Linked DNA regions of Mus musculus: all the other regions are linked to region 1. A link is a loop called in an ENCODE intact Hi-C map of the cell type or tissue named here. Cell type or tissue: heart. All regions are shown on one strand.

Evidence for each region. Peaks named below come from ENCODE experiments on the same cell type or tissue, not always from the same donor. Only the 100,000 strongest peaks of a DNase experiment are listed, where the experiment ranks them.
Region 2: it touches region 1 in a loop (8-fold over the local background); 3 of 42 quality-filtered maps call a loop at or near these places.
Region 3: it touches region 1 in a loop (3-fold over the local background); 2 of 42 quality-filtered maps call a loop at or near these places.

The regions. Positions count from the first base shown.
Region 1 is chr3:85,208,870-85,216,869 of GRCm38, forward strand. No RefSeq gene overlaps it. Among named protein-coding and RNA genes, the nearest start is that of Gm31096, 91 kb to the left of the region's middle. In heart, no CTCF peak of the experiment used is centred here; DNase peaks (open chromatin) are centred at 4,262 and 6,252; H3K27ac peaks cover 1,079 bases.
Region 2 is chr3:85,513,843-85,521,842 of GRCm38, forward strand. No RefSeq gene overlaps it. Among named protein-coding and RNA genes, the nearest start is that of Gm31419, 26 kb to the left of the region's middle. In heart, no CTCF peak of the experiment used is centred here; DNase peaks (open chromatin) are centred at 1,109, 4,449 and 5,029; H3K27ac peaks cover 4,149 bases.
Region 3 is chr3:84,924,069-84,932,068 of GRCm38, forward strand. The region is part of intron 4 of Fbxw7 (F-box and WD-40 domain protein 7); the gene reads left to right. Among named protein-coding and RNA genes, the nearest start is that of Gm40080, 50 kb to the left of the region's middle. In heart, a CTCF peak has its summit at 4,037 (motif pointing left); DNase peaks (open chromatin) are centred at 1,313 and 5,323.

The DNA.
Region 1 (8,000 bases):
GAGACCATAAGAGAATGGGCTGACTTCCTCTGGAGCCTGAGGGATCTCTCTGTGCTTCTGATCTCTATGAGCAACACACCAGCTTGGTGCAGAGACTGAGTCGGCTTTTCTGAGCCTCTTGGGAGACTCCAGCCCTGGTGAGCATTCTCCCCTTGGAGGTCTGGATTGGCTTCATAAGCTTCCACTCTCTTAGGGACAGCCATCTTCTGAAGCAGAGGTCTTCATGCTGTCTCAGTGTTCTTGTTCTTGATTCCCTTCAACTGTGTTTTTATTCAAAGTCCTTTTGGATAACGTGTGTGCAGTGATCCCTGTCTGCTGTCTGGACCTTACTTGATGACACCTATGGCTACACAGCTGAGAAAATGGCAGAGCTAGACTCTGACATTGGCCCAGATGGCTCTACAGCCTTATCTTCATTCATTAACGGCATCTGCCTCCTATAGATGAGTGGGAGCTGGGTTTCCCTATGATCCCCAGGCCCCCTCAGAGGCCTGGCACCCTGTTTTTCAGGAGAGAGAAGAAAGACAGTGTGATTACACTCCATAGAGGGTCACTTGCTGAAAATATTAATTCTTTACAGTGGTACCTTGCCTTCCCATGGCCCTGCTAATGGCAGCAGGTGGCAGAGTCCACTCAGAACCTATCCTACAACTAGTATTTGCATCAGGCAAAGATATCCTGGTCTCAGATCAAGGGGCTTTCCCTCCCAGTGTCCAGGGGATAAGCCATGGGTGGTCTAAGCCAGTCATAGTTGTTTCCTTCCCCTCTATGCCTGTGATTCCTCATGGGACTATGCTATAGCCAGAAAAATATCAAGTGAATCTACAAGGGCTTCCATCAGGGAGAAAGAAGTTACCACCCTAGCCCTTCCCTCTAGGTTGGTGCTCCAGCAGCCATCTTGGAACCATGAGATGACAATTCTGAAGATTCAAAGTCTGTAGCTCAGGGCAGCAAAGACACACACACACACACACACACACACACACACACACACACACACAGAGAGAGAGAGAGAGAGAGAGAGAGAGAGAGAGAGAGAGAGTCAGAATTCTTTATGGCATTCCACAGGCCTAGTCTTGGCTGTTTGTAACGAAAGTGTTCCCACTGGGTACAGTGCATTGTACCATTCCCAAGGACACAGAAGCACCATGCTTGCTTAGCACCTGTCAACTCTGTGCCTGCTGTTATTGTAGGCTGTCTCCCAGGAGAGCAGACCCCACCCTGACAGCTGGAGGCTGGGTGTGCTCTGAAGTGGGGCTCCCAGCCCTCCACAGGCACTGTGTTGTCTGAGGCAGGGCGTCAGCAGCCTCTGGGGCGTGGGGTGTATAAACACGAGGCTTTGCGTTTTATAGGATAGTCAATATTTATTCAGCCTGACAGAGCAATGCACAGGAAGGAAGATCCTAAAATGTCTCTGATACTGAGGCCTGAGGTCCTGTGGCCTAAGAGGCTTCTCCCTGCTCTGCGATGCTCAGCAGAGTCGAGAATGGAAGACCTGGGGAAGGAGGAGCTAGGGCTGGTCAACACTGAGAGCATAAAAGCCAACCTAGCACACATAGAAACTCAGAGTCCTCCAGGCATTTTTCTGGCAGTCTTGGTCACAGGTGGCTTATCTCAAAGGCAGGGCAAGAAACGTGCCCCATTTGTCTCTTCCCTTAGGCAATCTCATGGCAGAGTCCACAGTTATAAAGGCAGCAACTGTGGGGGTTTTATCAAGTCTCTCGAGGTGCGTGGGTGCCGGAGTTATGTGTGCATGCAGACAGGTGATGTGTGCCCTGCTCTGATAGGTTCATGCATGCAGGTGATGCGCACAGGCGATGGCAGGCTCCTTTCCTGTCTTCTCTTTCATCCCACGCTGTTCCCTGCTGTGTATCACCTCCTGCTCTGTGGGGTTTTGCCTCTCCACGTTTGAGCCTCTCCTCTGGACTGCTGTGTTCCTTCGCATCTCCCCGTTTTCCCCCTCTCACTCTTACTCCATGTCTCAGTCTATTCCAATGACTCTAAGAAAATATTTAAAACTGAGCATCTGTGATTTATTCCAGACAGCTCTGGATCCTGAGGAGTCACGGGTCAAGGTACCACAGGGTCCATGTTTGGTGAAGGCCCTCTTCCTTGCAAAGGGTACCATTTTTCTGTATTCTTATAGGGTGCTAGGGAAGCTAGATTTCCCGGCTCCTCTTTTAAGGGCATCAATGCTATCCATGAGGGCTCTACTTCTGCATTTTAAGAATCCTCCAAAGGGTCCCATTCCCACTAGGGACTGACATTTGACATAGGTAGTAAGTGGATAGACTCATGCTTCCAGACTGCAGTACTCAGTCTTAATGTAACAGTCTGCTGTTTCCTTTGGTCAGATTGGACACTTTCCTTCTTTTCAAAACTTTCAGAGCTCTGCCAGGATTTTTGGATCAGGCTCTGAACCTGCTGCCTGGTCTTCAGTGCCCTTCCCCCACCATCTCCAGATCAACCTTGATTTCTCCCTCACAGGAGTGTGTGTGCTAACCTAAGCAAATCCATCAAAGCTCAGCTTAAGTGTCCCCTCCCTTTCTTTTAATCTCCATGCTTCTTTATTGCCTTCCTTGATAAGAGAGAGGTTCCCTGCATTTGGATGGCTGTGACCATTTATATTCACTGCAATGCAATCATTAGAATTCTCTACTCCATGTGTATTTTTTACCCTTTCACTTATATAATAGAGCAATGATTCTCAACCCAGGCAGGACATATTTGGCAGTGTTTGCAGATATTCTTGGATGCCACTACTGTTGTAGGTAGAGGTCAAGGATGCTGCTATCAATATTCCACAATGCACAGGACAGCCTCTCAATGCAAAGAAATAATCAATTCTAAACACCAATGACCCACAGTCAAGACACCCTGGATTAGGTCTGAAGCCTCAAGATGTGAAAGCACGCTTCTTGTTCTTCCCATTCCACATAGTACACAGCTTTGAAATAGCATCTACTTTGAACATTCTAAATGACTGGCTACATACACTAAACATCCATAGATCTTGGTTCAAGCCTGTATATGGAAGCCTATTGCCTCAGTGCTACCTCATTGGCTTTGCTACTTGTATTTCCCATTAGCCATCACACACCGTGTCTCTCAGGGTGGATGGCCCATGGAATCCTTTATCCTTGGTATTCTCGGAGGCTCTGCTTCACTCCAGAAAGCAAAGTCCCAGATCATAGTGTCTGGGATGCTCAGAAAGCCCTTCACTAAGCTATGCTTACATTACATCTTTTGTCTTTATAGAGGGCCAACAAAAGTAGTACTCTGTCACTATGTCTCTGACCCTTTTGTGGAACTCTGGTTAGCAAGAGTCCATGCACTTGTGACACTACAAGGTGACCTTAACGCCACCCCTCATTTCACAAATGAGATGAATTGCTCTCCGTGTCACTCCTTGCTCTTTAGCCCAGGATCCACAGGATGAATCCCTACCTAGGTTTAATTCCAGGGAAACATTTTGTCTCTAGAGATGAATATGTATTCTCTATGCTGTCAGAAACCACAAATCTATGCAATCCAATATGTTTCTCTTTTTCGGTTTAGCTGCCAGGAAAGTTAGAGACAAAATGAAATGCCCAAGTGCGAGGATCTGCTTCATTCAGGTGTCTGAAGCTCTGCTTCTTTCCCTTTCATTAGCAAGAGCGCTGTCCTTAGACACCTTCTCCTGTACCGTGCTTCATCTCCAAGCCACCGCAAGTCCTTTGGAAGTAGGTAGGACACAAATCTTAACTAAAGAACAAATACTCCCCCACCCCCAAATCCTGCTGCTGTTTGTTTTGCCCAGGCATCTGTGGGCAGGCAGGACCAAAGCTCTGGTGGAGGTGAGCTGGCCTGGGACTATGGCTCTGTCATTTGTCATCTGTGTGACCTTGGCTCTGTTTCTTAAACTCAGGAAATCTTTATAGCCGTATCACAGGGTCGTTGAAGGGATAAAATGAGAGATGACATAGCAGTCAGGGCAGGCACCTTTTTATCAGCTACATAAGAGAGACGCTTTCCATCCCAACACCAGCTTGGCCTCTGAAGTCCGCAGCATGATTTTGGTTCTGACCAGTGCCTTCAGCAGCCAGTTTTGAGAAACAGAGCAGCATTTTTACTTTAAGGGGGATTCTTGCAGCTCCTGGCTGCCTTCCCCTCTAGAGGCAAGGCAACCTAACCAAAGCTGTCATTCGCTCTTCCTGTGATTTTAATTGCCTAGGTAAGTTATATAAACAACAGCAAAACATTCCACCTTGTGGGGTAGCACTGCCGGCCTTGGATTGGCTGCTACAACTGCTATTTTCAGAGCTTGGCACTGGGATAGCTTCTGCCACTTTCGTCTATGGTTGGCCTTGAGGTTTTCCATTGTAAATCTAAAGAATATGGGCAAAAAGCCAACTTGCTTTTTCTTTTTGCCCATGGATTTAGAAATGAACGGAGGACTTGGAATGTTCTGTATCTTTTTCGTAAAATGATTTGCTTTTATTCAGAAGATTTGAGGCTTGAGAGAAAGTCAACGTAAGAGGCCAGTCTTATTTGCAAAGAATCTCAAAAATGTTAGAGTACTTCGAGTCTCTCATTGTCCTGAGAGGAAGATGGAAGACCCGAGGCTCATAGGGGTACCATCAATTAGAATGACTGGTGTCCCAAAGGCTGGCTCAGTGCTCACTGGGTTAAGCTCTTTGCCTGTTCAATAGGATGCTAAAACAAGGACCCCAAACCCAGAGATATGTATATGTACATTCTTGTGAATGTACATATGTGCATGTGTGTACATGTGTGCTCAGGTTTGTATATATAGGATATGTACAAGCATTATGATTGTGAATGTGTGTGTGTGTGCCACTGACACACTTGCAGAGGCAGAGGACAATCTCCGGTTTGCTGGTTCTCACCTTCCTTCTTAGACAGGATCTGTCTCAGAGTTTTACTGCTGTGAACAGACACCATGACCAAGAACAACATTTAATTGAGGCTGGCTTACAGGTTCAGAGGTTCAGTCCATTATCATCAAGGCAGGAGCATAGCAGCATCCAGGCAAGCATGGTGCAGGAGGAGCTGAGAGTTCTACATCTTCATCTGAATGCTACTAGCAGGATACTGACTTCAGGACAGTTAGGATGAGGGTTTTAAAGCCAATGTCCACAGTGACACACCTACTCCAACAAGGTCACATCTCCTAATAGTGCCTCTCCCTGGGCTGAGCATATACACACCATGACAGGATCCCTTTCTTGTTTTGCTCCATTTGCCAGGTCAGCTAGCTTGGGAGCTTCTCGTTTCTCTCATGTTCACCTCCTATATCCCCACAAGGGGATGTGAATACAGATGCTCTGGCCATTGCACCCAGCACTTATATGGAAATAGAGATTTGAACTCAGGTCCTCAAACTTGTGAAGGAAGCATGTTTTCCTACTGAACTATGTCCCCTGGCCAAATGGTGGCATTATTTATCTAGTAGAGAAGATTAGGGTTAACGCTGGTAAACATATTAGAGCTATACTGTCCATTTGAGTCACTCCTGGCTTCAGGAGGTTCTGTAAATTGAAAATGTAGTTGATGCAAATATGATGTTAAAATGCAGCCCACCGGCTGTACTGGCCACCTTTCAAAAGCTCAGCAGTCACTTGCAGCTAGTGAGGCTGTGTGTGTGGTTCATCTCAGAGGTAGACTGTGTTCTTTACAAAGTCTATCTTACATTGTTGCTTTAGAGCATTGTTTTCCTACCTGAATGGAGCCTGAGGCAAAGTAAAGGCATGACTACAGGCCAGTCAGTCCTTACAACTCAAGGGAGTTGTGAATGTTCATATGTGCATGTGTGTACATGTATGCACATGTTTGTATATATAGGATGTGCACAAGCATTATGTTCTCTTCCTTGTAGGGGACTGACATTCGGCTGGGGTTCCAGTAGGTGCCCTGCCACAGCCCTGCTGTTCTGGTGTGTGCCCAGCTCACGTTCCAATCCTCTCATACAGTAGTCCAGGATCTGCTTCCGTGGTGGAGGGACAAGGAGTCATCAGGCTCCTCAAAGGCCAGGCTGGCTCTGTGCTTGCCTGTTCGAAAACCGACTGGGAGAGACGGCTGCATAAAAAAGATGGCATTAAGTGTTGCTGCAGTGCTGCAGCTGCCAGGGAGTTTCTGCTCGATGGATCTTGGATCATACAAAAATACAAGATGTTCCCGTGGTTATCTCTCCCAGTCCCTGGATCCAGAGTCTCCTAGCTGACCTTGACTTCCTTCTCTGCTTCTCTGGAGGCGCTGGCTCAGGGACAGCTCCTTCACTGAGGCACCCATGTGGTACCTTTGAAGCTTACAACAATCTCTTTTCCTGGTCCCAAAATAGTTCCTCTGAGATTACCCCTGATGCCCAGGCTGTTATTATCCTAGGTTCCTGGCTCTGTTCCCCCCTTCTCTCCCATTCAGATAAGCCTGGCACACAGAAGGTTATATCTGTCTTTTGCCTCCAACTTCACTTTTCCTCACATATATTTTTAATAATATCATCACAATCACCACCCACTGAGTTCTTCCCAAGACCCAGAAAATGCAGAGTGCTTTATAGGTGTTGCCTAGAACCAACCTACTCCACTCCACAACTGCCACCTTGCCTCAAACTGCCGTCGTCTCTCGTCTCTCACCTAGACCATCGCAGGAGCTGCCTGACAGGTCTTTCTTCTGCTCCGTCCCCTTTCTTCTATTTTCCACAATGAGGCCAGAAAGATTCTATTAAAATGGGAACTAGGTCATGCTCTTCCCCCTGCCTCAGCATCCTCTCTTCTGACTCAGTAAGAAGCCAAGCTTTTATTGAAGTCTTTGATACTCAATGCAATCTGCTCTGCCTGCTGACGTCATGGTAACTCCATTTCTTACCAACACTTACCCCCTACACGTTCTATACTGCAATTCATCCACACTGACATGTGTGTGTGTGTTGTACACACATGTGGGTGCATGGGTATTCTACCACACGTGGCTGTGTGGTGGCTAGAGATAGACATTGGGTGTCTTCCTCCATCACTATTTTCTGACATGTGTCCCATACAGAACTTGGAGTTTTCCATTTCTGCAAGGCTTGTCAGCCAGTGAGCCCCAAGATTCGCCTTCTCCCACCTCCCTCTAGAGTTAGGCCAGCCACCATTGCCACACCTTCCTTGGCTTTTCCATGGATACTGGTGATCTGAATGCAAGTCCTCTTGCTTACACAGCAAGCACCTTACCCACAGAGCCACCGCTCTCTTCTCTCTGCCTGTGTGCTTGCCTCTGCCTCCTTCAAGTTTGCACTTAGAGTTGCTTCTTTAGAGATTTCTTTGGTTACCTCATTTAAAACTATACCAATGCATGAGCACACAGTGTGTCTACAGAGCAACACTAACACACAGTGTGTCTACAGAGCAGCATTAACATGTTATATATTTCATTTCTTTGTTTACTTTAGGATTTTTTTTTTGTTATGCTTGTGAGTGTTTTTGCCTGCATGTATACCTGTGCACTACCTATGTGCCTAGTGTCCTTGTGGAGCCAGAAGAGACTTCAGATCCTCTGGAACTGGAGTTACAGAGAGTTGTGATCTGCCATGTGGGTGCTGGGACTCCAACTCAGGTCCTCTGCCAGAGCAGCAAATGTTCTTAACCACTGAGCCAGCTCACCAGCTCTTATTTATCAATCAACATTCTGCCCTAAACAAAACTTCTGACTCTGAGGATAGGGACTTTTGTCTGTTGGATTTGCTGGTAAGTTTCCAGCACTGAGCACAATGTCCAGCTCAATCCACATTTGGGGGAGACAGGGGACACAAGTGAACAGTTCTAACAGGTCCTTAGATCATAGGCAGTTCCTGCTTTATGGGTGGGAAAGTGAGGTTGAAGGCTAAGTAAGTGCCATTGCCTGAGATCACACAACTGTTCCCTCCCATCTCCTGTGCATCACCTAATTCATGCTCCCATTCACAGCAGTAGCCACCACATAGCTTAGCATCCTCTGCAGAGTGCCCCAGACCCATCATT
Region 2 (8,000 bases), 300 kb after region 1:
ATAATGCTGCCATTCCCATTTTCTGTGTCTTAAAATACCACCTCCTTATTTTGCACACCTGGGCGAGCAGGCACAGCTGGCGTGGCATGGCGAGCAGGCACAGCTGGCGTGGCATGGCGATCTTGGCTGATTGCTTGTTCGCTGTGGCTTGACTGAATTGGTTAAGGTAGGTGGGGCTATCCTGGGGAAGGAAGGCAGCTCTACACTGCAGGTCTGGATCTGAATCTTTACCATCCTGTACATTCCTTGGGTCAGTGGGCTAGCCAAAATGAGATCTTCTCTTGACAGCAATCGGGATCCAAAGAGTAGAAATGTGTAAGCAGCGCTTAGCAGTAGATTCAGAACTCAACTCATTGCCTCCTCTCCTGAATGCCACTGATCAAAGCAAGCCATAAGGTACAGCCCGAAGTGAAACATCTAGAGGAGGGAGGTAGGCGCTTCCTCTTGTTCAACGATCATGTGACTTACCGAGGGTAGAGAATCAGGCTCAATAATGCAAAGCGAAACATTCAGTCCTTCCTAAGCACCCTCTGGCCCAGTCGACGGGGGAGCTAGGGATTTCTCAGCAAAAGGAGACTGGTTCCAGTCCTGCCGTGGGGCTCAGGTCTAATGGGATGTAGAAGAAATTTAATATTCAGGACAATCCCTTCCTGCCCATTTTGCTTTGCTTCACTGGGGGGATGGGCGGCTAGCACATGGGTTCCTGGAAGTCAAGGCTGTCAGCCATGACCAGCTTTATGCCCCCTGCATTCAGAACTGAGCTGTGGATAGGGTATGTGCTTCGTATCACGTAGGTAGGTGGGTGAGTGAGTGAGGCCTTCCTGTCTTTCCTTTCTGGGAGACACAGGATCTCTGTCATTTCGTCTGCAGACGGAAAGAGTGAAATGACAGAAATTCGGATCTCCAGATTATCAGCCGACACAAAGCTGGGATGCAGAGCAAATGACAAGTGACAGTGAGACCGGGCTTCCGAGAATAGGACTCACTGGGGCGAGAGTCCACAGATGGCAGGCACATGCCTCTGAGGTCACAGAAGTGGGTCATTCACCCAAATCACCACGCAGCCTGGGAGATGAGGGGAAGCAGAGCCCCTGCAGGAAGCTAGCTGGGGAAGGCTGCAGATGGATCGGTAGACACTCCACACTGTCAGGGCAGCACCCAGATGTTCCACCCCGTGCCAGGACAGCAAACCAAACTCAAGAGGGAATGTCATGCACAATGAAGTCCTGACCTTCACCTCCTGGCTCGAACAGGGTAGCACTGCACAGCAGAAGACCTGGTGGGGTGGGCCAGTAAGGGAACACAGTCCTATCGCCACTTTGGTACCTCAAAACTGGAGCCCAGGACCACCATGCTGGGGTTAGTTACACTGAGTGACAACAACTGCTCTGCTCAGTCCAAGCTGTTCATTCCAGTTCCAGGTCTGCTCCCTAACCTTAGTTTCTTCATCTGTGAAAATGGGTATAAAAATACTAGACCAGGCTAGGTGAGATGGCTCAACAGGTAAAGACAATTGTCACTGGCCTGAATACCTACCTGAGTTTGATTCCTGGGACCCATGTTGTAGGACAAGCACTGATGCCTGTAAGTTCTCCTGTTGTCCCTTTGATCTTAGCCATGCACTAGCAGTCTTAGGCTCTTCTCTTCTCTTCTCTTCTCTTCTCTTCTCTTCTCTTCTCTTCTCTTCTCTTCTCTCCCTCTCCCCCTCCCCTCCCCCTCCCCCTCCCCTCCCCCTCTCTGTCTCACACACAATAAATAAACAAGGGTAATAAAAAATTTAAGGATATCAGACCCACCCAATTCACATGATTTTATGTAGGAAATGAAAAAGGTAAATGAAGAACTGACGACCCTTATCCAGACTAAGGCCTACTCAGGTAAGACGTGCAGGAGTTGGTCTTGAGCAAGCCAGTGAGGCTCTGAGCTTGGAGAGGGGATGGAAAACATTAGGGTAAAGAAGTCTTTAGAACCATGAAAGAAATTGTTTCCAAAGCTAAAAGTGCTACATAGATGGCCATCATAGTCTAGAATGCAGGGGCTGGGAGTTCAAGATTCTGTCGTCCCAAAACAAAGAACTTGGCCAGGACCATGTGGACAGTGGTAGACATAGAGGCAGTATATTAAGAAAAATAGCACTTCTCAGGAAGTGCATTGGAGATCTGTTCTAAGCAGATCGGGGCATTTGTACAGCAAGCACTTTTCTGCGCATGTTCTATTATACATCAGCCTTGAGGGGAGGAGTTTGCAGTCCCGCTGTTTCTTTCCTCTTATTGCGCCCCCTGCCCCTCCCCAACCCCCTGCTCTTCTGCCACAAAAGTAAGATAGCCTTTCTGCCAGGAAGAATAACTGTGAGAATGCTTCTGCAAAGCATGAGGAATGAAAGTTTCAGAGGCTCAAGTCCTCTCAGGAGGGGAATAAATATGGGAGATAAGTTACCCTGGAAGGTAATTGAAACAGAGTGTGAATGAATTCAAAACGCAACTCTGTGTTGTTATAGATGAAGCCAATAGAGACAGTAAGAGAAAGGAGAGCATAGGACCAAGACCAGTGCTTAAAGGCAAACATGTTCATTTTCTCAGAGAACCGTGACTGCACACCTCGGGGAGACTGGCTACCCCTAATCCCCTGCAGCAACAGCAGCAGCAGCAGCCGCAGCAGCAGCCGCAGTTGCACAGATGCCAGCATGGGAAGGGCACAGTTTCCCTATAGTCAAGCCGAGACTCTTCAAGAGCCTTCATCTGTCGCCACTTCTGTCTCTAGCCCACCTCTCCCTCTCTCTGACCCATGAGACACTAAGAAAAGGGTGAGGTGGAACAACAGTGTGCAGACAGTGCTCACCATCCACTGGGCTGAAGGCAGCCACAACACCACTTAACATGAGCCTTGAAAGCATTGAACTGGGCAAGAAAACTCGAAAAATCATTTCTCTGTCTCAAGTGAATTCTCCCCTACTCGGTGTGTTGCAGGTGAAGAACTGGGTTCTTCAGCTGGCCACACCTCACTCTCTAATCTCCACCCCCCCAACTCTCCCACCCCATGAAGGGCCTGAACATCATTGAGAAGTATGCAAACACCAGCAGTATTTGTACATCTGGGTAATACATCAAGTATCAGGAGGTGTCTCCAGGCATGAGTTACAAGGCCTCTAAAAGCAATGAGTCTTTTATGGGGTTGTAGATAATGGTGATTTTCCGTAAATCCTGCCAGAGCCACACAATAGGCCAAGAGCAATTAACATTAATTAAATGATCCCCATAAAGAGGTTGCTTTGCTGACACGTTGATAACCTCTAAATGCTCTTAGCGGGTTCACATTCTTAAAGGTGTCTCTATAGCCGTACCAGGGACTCCGAAGGCTTCTGTTGCCCCAGACGGTTGCACACACGAGCGCTCCACTCAGCTGCAAAGACAGTCCTAAGGGCATCCAGTCAGCACACGAAAGGTGTGCCTAAGACTCCAGAGACAATGTTGAAACAAGGTTCTGATTTGGTAGATCAAGGGGCCTGGGAGTCTGAATTTTTTACAAGTTCCTTTACTGGGGATACTAGCCTGTTCTACTCAGCCAAACACTTTGAAAAGCAATTCTGCACAGAAGTTTTGCAAACAGCCCTTCTTAGCTGCCTAGAGAGGTGACCCAGAACATCTGGGGCATTCCAATACACTGACCTTTCTACCCTGCCTGCTTGCTATTCCTTTCACATTCATTTGTTGGTTGGTGGGCAGGGCTTAGGGGCACACATACACCACACACGTTGAGATCATGAAGAACTTGGGAAGTTGGTTCCTTCTGCCCCTGAAATGGGTTCCAGGCATCGAACTTAGGTCATTGGGCTTGGCAGCAGTAGCTCTAGCACTGAGCCACTTTGCCAGTGCCGCTGTCTGGCTTTTCCAATCCCAGAGAGGGGAAGCTGGTGAGCATAGGGCGGGCAGAACATTGTGAAGACAGTGGTCTCAGAGCCATCCCAGAACTGGAAGCTTCTGATGAGAGGAGAAGACATGGAGACCTTCTCAGGATCTGTGAGTCCAGGGACACATCCAGCCTTCGACCTCTGCATTCTGTATCTACTGTTTTTTGAGAAGTTACCTGGGAGAAGTTACCATTATAAGGAACTGGAGGTAGGTCTCTTTTCCAAGATGAAAGAATTAGAGGTCAGAATATGAGTCTCTGTGGTAGAGCCAGGACCCCTGTCCCTAGACAAAGCTCACCACCCCCATCCCCATTACACTGTGGGGCACAAAAGCAGGCTCTGGACTGTACAACTGCCACATAGCCAATGATGAGGCCTAGGGTGGGAAGGTCTCAGGGTGGACAGAGAGGTGGGAAGAATGTGAACTGTGGAGCAGTGGGGACTAGAAAGAGCCAAACACTTGAAGAACAGCCCAGGAAATTCTGGCAGGGACTTATTGACTATGGAGTGGTGACAGCCTTGAGGAGGTGACCCAAGTGTGGCAGCCAACAGAAGGAAAGTGCCTCTAGTCAGGTGGGTTGAGAGTTTATAGATAATCATGCAGGGGACTTTAGGAAGCTATCTGAGTCCTGCCCAGGGAGCAGGTATGAGGCTGCAACAGGCTATAAAAACTCAGGCCAGTGCATTATGAAACTGTACTTCCCTACTATAGCAGCGTGGCCATAGGAAGCACTAGGAGCCATGTGTGTCTGTGGACGGCTTCCATTTTAACTCAGTAACGATTGGGACTGAAATTAGAAGCATGTCCCAGGTCCACAGAGAGTATATGTACAGTAACCCAGCAGCAATCTCCTGGTCCAAGACAAATTCAATCTGGAAAATATGGAGGAAAGGGAAAGAGGATGGTTCACTCCAGTACAGGAGAGATCGTAGACAAGGAAGTCACCAGAGAAGGGGGAACAGGAGGCTTTACACAGAGAATTCTTGGGTTTCCTCAGAGACTGCAGTCATCTGACCGAGAGATGTGCCCTTGGGCTTGTGGCCTTCCTTTCTCTTTGCTCTGACACCCTTCCTCTGCAGCATTTGCAGGGCAAGCCAAGCCAAGCCTGCTATTTATAGAGCGAGAGCAATTTTACCACAGGGTGTGGGGTTTAATTTAAAAAGACGTCAAGGAGCGAGGGGCAGATGGCTGAGCAGGCAGCGCCTCTCATTGACCTTGACAGGGCCTACTGCAATTGCTTCAGCTTTAGGGACTCTGACGTGGGCTCTGAGGATGATCCCCACACGGGGAAGCTCTTTGGGGAAGGAAGAATAAATCGATATACCAAATACCCTGCTTTTTGATTTCTAATTGATCTCTGATCAGCTTGGGAGATGACACTGGCTGTCAGTTTAAGGGGTCTTTTCTGAAAAGCTCTTCATCTAGACAGACTCTGTTATGTGTCATAGGGTATTAGATATGAAAGATCCCAAACTAAAGGATAGGAGGAGGAGGAGGAGGAGGAGGAGGAGGAGGAGGAGGAGGAGGAGGAGGAGGAGGGAGGAAAATGTCTTTCAACCCATAGAGAAGGAATGAGCAGTCTTTGCTTACTCCACTCTCCCTCCCCATAAGAGTCAGCAAACCACCTTTTAGGGCTCCCTTTATCTTATTATTTTGTTGATTTCGCGAGGACATCATAATAAGACAACAAATACTGCTTGGCCAACCATAAATGTAGTCTTCAAGGGCCTTGTTTCTTCTGAACACATTGGGAATCCTTCCTTGCCTCTACACAGCTTCTAGTGCAGTGATTCTTAGCCCTATGGGTCATGCCCACTTTAGTGGTTGCTTTTAATATAGCCTGCATATCAGATATTTACATTATGATTCACGGCAGGATCAAAATTACACTTATGAAGGAGCCAAGAAATAATGTTATGGCCGGGGCATTAGGAAGGCTGAGAACCACTGTTCCAGTGGTTTGCTCATAATCCTGGACACTCCTTGGATTGTAGCTGCAAACTTCAGTCTCTGCCTTCTTTGTCACATAGTCATCTCTCTGTTCCTCTGTGGTCCTGGCTGGTCTAGGCCTGTTAGAGTTCCACCTGCCTCTGTCCCCGAAGTGCTGGGGTTAAAGGTGTGCCCCACTAAACTCAGCTTCTTCTCTTACAAGGACACTCACTGGTCACAGTGGGTTGCACCTACCCCATACTGCTACGATCTTATCTCAACTAATGGTACCTCAGCAATCCTGCTTCCAAATAGGACTGAATTCTCGGGTATTGGGAGTGAGGACTTCAACAGAGGGGATTGATTGGCTCCAATAGTGCCCACAGGTACAAAATTTACTTGGCTCGTTCCCTTGGTTGTAAGAAAAAGTTAAAATATATTGATAGCCAAGCTTTCCTCGTACCATGAAAACTCCTACAATCAGACCCGGTAGAATTAGCCCATTTTAATAGTTCTTCAGCTATACTGGTTAATTTTGATTGCCCCATGGGATGGCCATAGGTATTTCTATGGGGTGTGATTTTGGAGGAGTTCAACATTTAAATTGATAAACTAAATTCAGCAAGTTGTTTACATCCAACTGGTTAAAGGCCTGAATAGAAGAAAGGCCACCCTTCTTCCCTAAGAAAGAAGAAATTATCCTTTGTATCTGCCTTTGAGCTGGGATGCAGGTTTTCTTTCAACTTTAGACCTGACCCGAAACAGTGGTCCTTCCTGGGTTATGAACTTGCAGGCTTTGAGACCAGAGCCACAGCAAGTGGCTCTCAGGGGCCTTCATCTGGCTTGGGCTTGTCTGCCCCTTAGTCTTATGATTCCTACAATAAAATTCTTATAATGAATCTTTTTATCTCTATGTACTCTATAATCCTACATATCTTATTTACAATCCCCCCTCTGTGTGTGTGTGTGTGTGTGTGTGTGTGTGTGTGTGAGTGTGCACGCGTGCACATGTCTTTCTTATAGGTGCTATATGCCATTCTAATATACGATCAAATTCTGAAACCACTGATATATAAATCACAAATAAGCGAGCAATGCTATCTGGGGGAAGGCTTTTCAAATTCTATGTGAACATTTGAGGAGAGCCATAACTGGATGGGGAAAGAGCCTGAGCAAGTGGAACAGGAAGAGAGGGTGGATAGAAGGACTGAATCTTTGGAGAAGCTAAGATGGACAGACTGACTAAGCCTGGATGCAGCCCTGCTGCAGGTGCCATGGTTAGGCAATGCAGAGAGCTGTCACTGAAAGATTTTCCAGAAGCAGTAATGTATCATTTCTGTGTTTCAGAAAGATGAATCTAAAAGACATGGAGGAGAGGGGAGAAAAGACAACGTGAGAGGACTGATGAGGCCATTCATGCAAAACCCTTCTGGGGACTAGATGTTTGTGCTCGACGCAAAGCCACATGTTAAACCCCAAGCCCCTACAGTGTGACAACATTTGAAAAGAGGCTATTTGGAAGATAATTGGGTTTAGATGGAGTCAAGAGTCTAGAGACTTCATGGTGGAGTGACTGTCCTTAGAAGAAGAGGAAAGGACAACAGAGCTTCCTGTCTCCTTCATCGGGGACAGAGAAGAAAGCACCTGTCTGTAAGCCAGGGGTGCTCACCAAAAGCTAAGCAAGAGGAGCTGTGGACCTGAGCTAGAGCAAACAGATTGTGTGTGTGTGTGTGTGTGTGTGTGTGTGTGTGTGTGTGTGTGTTAGAGCTACATTTACCCAGATTGGGCAACTAGCCTTGGAATTGAGGAGGAGGTGTTGTATATGACTTCAAAGTCCCTAACTTAGGTGACTGAGAAGATGGTGGTGTTTAAGATTGGGAACACAGGAGGAGAAACAGATTTTGTGGAGGATGTAATGAGTTCAGTGCATTTAAATTTGAGGTAGCACGGGGCATTTGTTCAGATGCATCCAGGGAGCTGATAAAAATAGGTTTCTGGCCTTCACTAAAGTGGTTATGCTCTTTATAGAAGAAGACTCAGGAATAATGGAATGTAGACAATGACATCATTCATGGTTAGAAAGATCTAGGGAGATTGTGAAGGGGCTGGAAGTAGGAGCTTAGGATATGCAACTGTTTAAAAGACCTGAGGCAGGGGAGAAGT
Region 3 (8,000 bases), 280 kb before region 1:
ATTATTTCCATGTTGTGATTGTTGTGAATAATGTTGCTACACTCATGGTACTTCTAGTCAAGTTCCTGCTTTTAAATCGTGTGTATGTCCATGTCCATGTCCAGAAGTGGAAATTTGGAGTGACCCCTTGACTGTGGGCAGTGTTTGGGGAGCTGCCATACCACTTCCCATCGCAGTTACAGTGTTTTCCATCATATTCCAGTTCCCCTACATACTGCCAGCAAGTTTGCACTTTAAGCTACATTTCAAATTTGATATTAGAGAGAAAGACCTGGTTTAAGAACATAACATCCGGATCGGGCTAGGAATAATTCTTGTGTACAAACTGTCTTTTCTGCTCATTAGTCTACTTACGATAGAGTAACATTGAGCTTTCCAAAGTGGGAGGGGCTGGGGGAAGAAGCCAGACAAGGTGGCTCACCCTGTAATTCTAGCACTTGGGAGTTAGAGGCAGGAGAATCACCAGTTCCAGGTCATTTCTGGCTGCAGGATCGAGGTCGACCTGAGTGGTTCGTTTAAGGAAATATTTAAGATTACACTGCAACTAATAGTTTGAGAATACTTTCAGGTAGAGTCGTTGCCTCTCAAGTTTACCTTGGGCGTTAGGGAGCAATGGAAAGTTCTTTAAACGTAGATGTTATAGCCCAGTCCTTTGCGTTTTAGGAAGGGTTGTCTAATTGATATGTTGGAGGGGTTAAGCACAGAGAATCCCCACCTACCATCCAACATTTCAGTCACCTCTGTGTCAGAGTACTCGGTGACAGGGACACACTGCCATGGGTTTCTTAGAGCATGTTTCTGCTGAGAAGTGACATCGTACTGTGATCACTGCCTATCATCGTTCATTTTATAAATAATAAACAATTTATGTGCCTTCAGTCAGTCATGTGGCTATTATAATGGACTCAGGAACTGTTTCAGAACTACAGAGGAACTGAGATTGATAATTTCTAGTAAGATAATTTGAGGTTATTAACAGCGAGAGAGCGGTAGGGTATGTTTGCTGTCTTGGTGAGCAGGAGACTGGTCTGTAAGGTCAGTCACTTGATGCAGAGGAGGCTGAACAAGCAAGCTGTTTTCAGCATGCATCAACACTCCTGAAGTTTGAATAGACTCAAAGCATTCTTCAGACACTTATGGTGACGTTTGAGAAAGGAAGACTTAAGAGAACATAGAGTTGTGTGTGTGTTGAATTTTGAAAAGGAACTCTTACTTTCCACTTTCTAGGGAGCACCTTGGTTATTTAGTTGGAACGCTCCCAGGACCCCGCAGCCCAGCCCTGCTTTGCTCCTGTCTGCACTGCTCACTTGCTGTGGGAGCTCACCAGCTGTTTGACTGGCAGGAGCAGGAGTGCTCACTTCAGGAGTTTATAATTCCTGGCTATTCTAGGACAGTTTGCACTTCACCAAGCCTCAGACAGGTCAGGACACTCGCAAAGAGAAGGTTGGAAGACAAAAACGGCAACAGGCCTTGGATTCTCAGCCTTTTAAAACTACTAGTCATTTTTTCAGTTTGGTTGTGAGTGTTTTAGTAATGTGCCTGTAGTACATATTGAGAGTGTTCATCAACCAAGAGGAGTTTAAAATGTCAAAACCTGGAAAAGCTCCTGTGAACCATGGCTTGGTTCCTGTTGATCTCAAAAGTGCAAAAGACCCTCTGCCACATCAGACTGTGATGAAGATATTTAGCATTAGCATTATTGCCCAGGGTCTGCCTTTTTGTCGAAGACGGGTAAGTCTGTAACATTTAAAGCACGACTGTTTATTAAGTGCTGTTTCTCTTCCTGTAAAGCACTGCTTCCGATCGCCTGTGTGTTGTCTGTGAGGAGAGCTAACGATGCTTTGTGTGGCTAGGGAAAACTTACACAGCAAGAGCCGGGCAGGGGCACCCTCTCTGCCTTTCGTCTCCTCTGTTTTTCATGAGATTAGAATCCTGTAAACTTATTTCAAACTGGTAAATGTGAAAACGGTATGTCTTGAAATATGCTGATAAATGTTAGAAAGTTGTGTAGCTTTTATTTTGCTGGGAGGCCAAACTGCTGTTGGTATGTTCCTTACATGTGGGAACGCAGCATCTAGTGCAAAGAACACTCCAGGCAGGTCTGTAGGCTTCTTGGGCCCGTAAAGCTGGGCTATTTTTACAAACTCTTTCATGAATTAAAACTTCATGGGTTAGAAGAGATGTCAGTTGTTTTCTGAAACAGAAGCGGCACATGGTTGGGTGATATCCCGAATGTCTTGGACTTTGCAGCACTCGTGTTACTGTATAATCAGCATAAGGTCCAAGGGTGTTTTTCAGTATGACGCACTGGGGCTGTAGTATTAGCAATATGTGTTTCTTCTGACCTAGCTGCTGTTGCCATTTTGAATTATTTACTAGAGTCATGTATTTATACATATGAAATATGTTTATGGTCCTGAACACAGTAGGCCCAAACACATAAGTTTGTTTGTGTGTCTATGTCTGTCTGTCTGTTTCTTTGGAAGTAAATGAGAACTTGTTTAATCAATGTTTTCTGTTCTTACATCTCTTATAGTTACTTTAATTTTTTAACTGCAGGGGACAAGGAGAATAATCCACATCACTAGAAAACACTTTTGTCTGTATAGTGGCATTTACTGAGATATAGGAAAGCTTTGTAATTTTTTTCTAATTAGCTTAGTTCCTTTTGAGTGATTTCAACTTCTATCTTAATAAGTGGCAGCCATGTTGGAAAATGAAGTTAAAACAATGTCTTCTAAATTTTGAAACAAGAACCCAAAGTGCTCTCTTGTCCTATTTCTTCTCTTCTTCCTTTTCTATTTGTTCTGTCTTCATGGTTTCCTTGTCTTTCACCTGTCAGTTTGAAAGCTGCTGTGGAGTGAGGTCACTGCTCGCATTTGAGATTTTACAAGAAGCCTCTGACAGCTGTAATGTCATTCGTAAAATAAGCGATTAGTTTACTCCTTCTGTAAAAGAAAATACCAACACAAATAATTTAAAAGACAAAAATTAGCAAACATAAAAACATATTAAACAATTGAAGTATTAATAGCGAAGTTAATAATGTTCTCTTCTCTTGTTCTTATTTTGTAAAGAACATACGGAGTTTTAGCTTGCAGGAGACTTTATGTCACAGGGCGTTTGTTTGGAAACTGCACAGAAGCTGATCCTGAAGGACCCATTGCCGAGGACCTTGAGGGCTTCCTGCAGGTTTTCTCATGTCACTGCTCTGACATTGCTTAGGTTACGGCCGTGCAGCTGCGTGCCAAGATAAAACTATGTATGGGAATAAAAGTTGTACTAGAAAATTAGAAATAAAGAACATGGCTAACGATTTGAAACAGTCTTAATCAGAATGTCCAGGCTTTGTTTTATAAAAACAGTGTTGAGTGTGGCATGACTCATTGCCTCTGACTCCTGGAAACCTCAGAGTTAGGAGACCTTCTCTTTCCACATTTGGTTACTTTAAATGGATTTTCATTATCTTTGTTAGTTTAGATATTTTAAGTGTTTATGAGAGAACTCTTCTGGAGTACCATATAGTTTGCTCTTATTTTATGCCAGATGTCTTGGAGAGCATCATATCCCTTCCAGAGGTGCTGACTCGGCTGCTATTTGTGGGGAGCTATTGTTTTGAACAAAATCGAAAGCATGACCTATGAAAATTGTGGGAAATTCTTTAAAACTATAATTATAGCTATATTTTTTAACTTTCATCTCTCTCTCTCTTTAAAAGAAAATGTGTTTATCTTATCAAAGTATCATAACTATGAGGGTAGTCTAATTTATCAGTTTTTCTAGGCTCTCACCTAATGTGTGTGAAGATTAAAGTTTTTCGTAACAGTAAATAACAAATAATAAACTAGCTGCTAATCAGTCACTATTGAGTACTTTAGCATTAAGGAACCCATCAGCTAGAATATTTGGTAAAAATCAGTTCCTTAGGGGGCCGGAGCCATAGCTCCATTGTTAATAGTGCAGACTGCTCTCATAATAGTGGCCAAAAGTTTGGTCCCCAGGCGTCAGATGGTGCACAGTCTACCTGTAGTTCATGGCCCACTGGCACCCTCTACTGGACTTCATAAGAACCCACATTCACATTCAGAGACTCCCTGTACACACACACACACACACACACACACACACACACACACACACACACCTCTACCTGCAAAAGTAATCTTAAAAAATAAACTCCATAGGTAATTCTTAATATAAAGAAGATTTGGGGCTTTAACTTATAATTTTAAGAAGCTCTGATTATCCTTTAGGAGAACAGAAATGATGTACGAGTTGCTTTATTTTCCCTTGAAACTGGAATGCTTTTAATTATGGTAGTACCATCAGTAACATTCTAAAATTCCAGTTTCATTATTTTTCTACATTTTGGTCACATCTAAAATAAGAATGCAGAATTGATTTTTCTTTTTAGCAAGAGAAATATTGGTGAATCTTATTGTTAGTATATTAGAAGAAAACCATTCTTACAGCTAATATTAGAATGTATAAATCTCACTTATTCACTCATTCCAGCTTTGGAACACTCAAGTATCTAGACTGTTCCTGTAGAATTTCTCTTATGTGTTACTCTTTTGATAGGCAGTTGTTGGTTTAGATCAGATTCTTAAACATCTGGTGTGCTCATTCAGCGTGGAAGACTAAGTGGGGTAGGGCTTGGGCGCAGGCAGTGAGTGTGGGAAAACACTCACAGGTCCTTCTCTGTTGTTCATTGTGTTTATGTTTTGAGACAGTCTTACTGGACAGCTCAGGCTGGCCTTGAACTAGAAATTCTTCTGCTGTACCCTTTCTAGTAGCAGGCTTTGGTTGTGTGTATCACCATGTTTGACTTTAAAGAGCCCAGTAAGTAGCCTAGGAACTGTGTTACTGGGTGACTACTATCATGAGCCATTTCGGTCCTTATTGACTTAAGTGTGAGCTGAATGCTGTAGACCAGGGACTCAAACAGGTGAGTCTCCCAGTTTTTGTGGTGATCCTGAGCAGTGATCTTACCTCCTGGCATTCCACTATCTCTGTGGTCTATCTACATACACCTTTTCCTAACATGCTTGGCACTTTTCAGCTGCTGTGATAATTAGGTTTGGAAGATAAGTCTGGGAGCATATTACAGTCCATTTGTAATATGCTTAAAATGTCTTGTATAATCACCTTCAAGATTTTTAACTTAAGCTACACATTGAGACAGTTTTACTCATTGAAATTTTGAAATGTTTATGTCAGTGGTTGGATTGTTCTCTGTTGCCTTGTTAGCCAGGGATCACACCTAGTCAGCTGAGTTCACCTGGCAGCCATTGAGACAGGCAGGGCTCCCTCACGTTGGCGCACTGTCCTTCCTGTCCACGGCCTCAGTCAGTGCTTTGGACAAGGACAAAGTGACACAGCACCTCTTCAGCAACATTGCTTTGGTTTAGGATTTGTTCTTAATCACTGTGCCATTAATAGAGACAAAGCTGTATTAAAATTTTTAGTGTTTTTTCAAATATAACCTAATGGGCTGTTGGTTTTGTATGTATAGACTTCAGTTAGTTTAGGTTGTATATAATTTTAATCTTGTTCTTTTAGTGGACTTTAGACCAGCCAGTTAATTTTTCAGAAAAGGCCTGCCATAATTATTAAGAAAATGTATTGGGTTTTTGTTTGTTTATTTTTTTGTTTTGTTTTGTTTTTAGGAAGAATGTCTAATGATCCCGTTTATAGTAAAATTTTCATATGTATAGAGATTTTTTTTGTGTGTGTTACTAAAAACTGTACCACAATCGTGAAGGCCTTTCTTGGTAAAGCAAAAGTATGAATTCTGAATTTAGAAATGTGATATCTCCCCAAATTATCTGGATTGAGTAGCTTATGTAGTAAATTTTATTTTCATTGAACAACTTACATCTCAAAAATAGGACATGCTTATTGTATGCAAAATAAAATACTTTCTTTATAACTTCCTAAATTATTAGTAATTTTACTGCTCAGAAACAACCAAAACAATAATTTTAAATATTTAATTATTTTTACGCAAAATTGGCAGTTAGACCCATTCTTACTGTATTGCTTGTGTTTCTCCAAGACTGTGAGTACTGGTAAGTGTCTGATCTGCCACGTGAATGTGGCAGTATTCTTCTTCTTTGCTAATTTGAATAGTGACATGCTTTGGCCATGTGTATACAAAAAATTTTTAGTCATATTATTATGCACAGATTTGTAGATGTAGGATTACTTGGTAAAGAATTAACTTTATTCTGTTCTTGGTAGGTAGTAATGAATTGTTTTACCGAAAATTGTACCAATTTTAAAATACCACAGGGCCCATCTAACCTTACTGTAAAACATATATGTCTGTTTATTCCTATGTAAACATTTTAGGGACATTACACTTAGGTGATGTCAGTTCCAATATTTCCATTAAGTACATGTCATCATACTCCATGAAGAAAGCATAAGAAGAAATCTAAAATTATTTGTTCATAGTGATGATCTTTGTTGTGGAAAAGGACCTTTGCCAGAGACTTGTCACCTGTATTATTTCCAACTGTAAGGATTTTCTACTCTTTTCATAGCTATGTTTCTGTGTCTTTGTCCAAATAGATTGTCCACATGTGTGATTTTAAAAATGTATTTCTGATTCAACATTGTCTGTTTATTGCTGGTCTTCTGATAGATGTCTTGGTTTTTATGTCATATTATACTCTTACACTCCTGGATTTTAGTGAGATATTTTTATAGTATTAATGGTGGCCTCTCCCAAAGTGTACTGCTATTAATAATCTCCACTACGAGAGTCCTTCTCCTGCGAGCTGCAGCAGCTGCCGGAGACACTTGCCTGCTTCTTACCCAGTGTTACTTAGGTCACATCTGCCATAGCTTTGCCCATTAGCCACTTTCTAGGCTTACCCTTCCTCCCTCTCTCTGCTGAGTTCCATTTCCACCATGATTAACTTGACTATCTTAGTTTCAGCAGTTTTCTTGTTTAAGGTGGCCAACTGCAATTCAACTTGGTTTCTACACAGTTCAGTGTCTGTTTCCAGAATGTTCAGCTGAATATATAAACACACACGAGTATCTCTTCAGCAGAGATAAATATAAAACATTTTAACACACATCATCCCCCCTGTGTTACGCATGGATTTTTGTCCCCAGGTTCTTTCAAGACCTCACGGTGGAGCCTGGCTGGCTGGCTGCACCTTCTTCCAGGCGCTGTGCTTCTTTGTGCCCTAGTGGTCCTCGTCCATTATCCTTAACTCCAGTGCACTCGCTGTTCTACCATTGCCCGTGGCCTGGTTTGGGCTGCTCAGTGGTGCTGTGTGACACTTTGTAGAAACACTTGGTGGCTTCAGTTGGGCTATCCACTCAGACCACAGGGGCTGACTCCAATACTTTTTATGCTGCAGGGGATACGCAGGAGAAAGGTAGTGTACAGATTTGTAGGACTGGTTTTGTTGAAAAAGCTGTTAAAGTTGGAGTCTCTTCTAGGAGTTTTCGTACTCTTAGGAGCATGGCATGTTTTTGTTTACTGTGTTTTCAAATGACTATGCAGCTGTGATTTTGAATATTTCATTTTCTAAATTTAACCAAACTCAGATATAGTTTGACACTTAATTTTAAAAGTAATTACTACTTACCAATTTTGAAAGTAAAGGCTAAAACAAAAACTCAGTGTAGTCCTTTAGGAGGTACTTTTAAGAGTCATTTAGGAGGCATGAGGGCTTGAAAATGCCAGAAAAGGCTAAAAGAGACAAAGACCTAATACTCGGAAGACGAAGGTCAGTATTGTGGTAGGAGCTGATCTAGAAACAGCATTGAGTGAGGATATAGAAACATTGTCTTTTGCAAGTTGCTTACCACGTAATATGCAATTTAAAGTCCTACCAGTCTTTTTCTTCCTGAGTACTTTGTACAGACATGAGTGAAGAGAGTAGAAATCAGGAGTTTCCTGGGGAAACTACAGTCTCTAACATGCAAGGCACTGGCTAAAAATAGAAGCTCCTATACAGGTCTATACAAAAATTTAA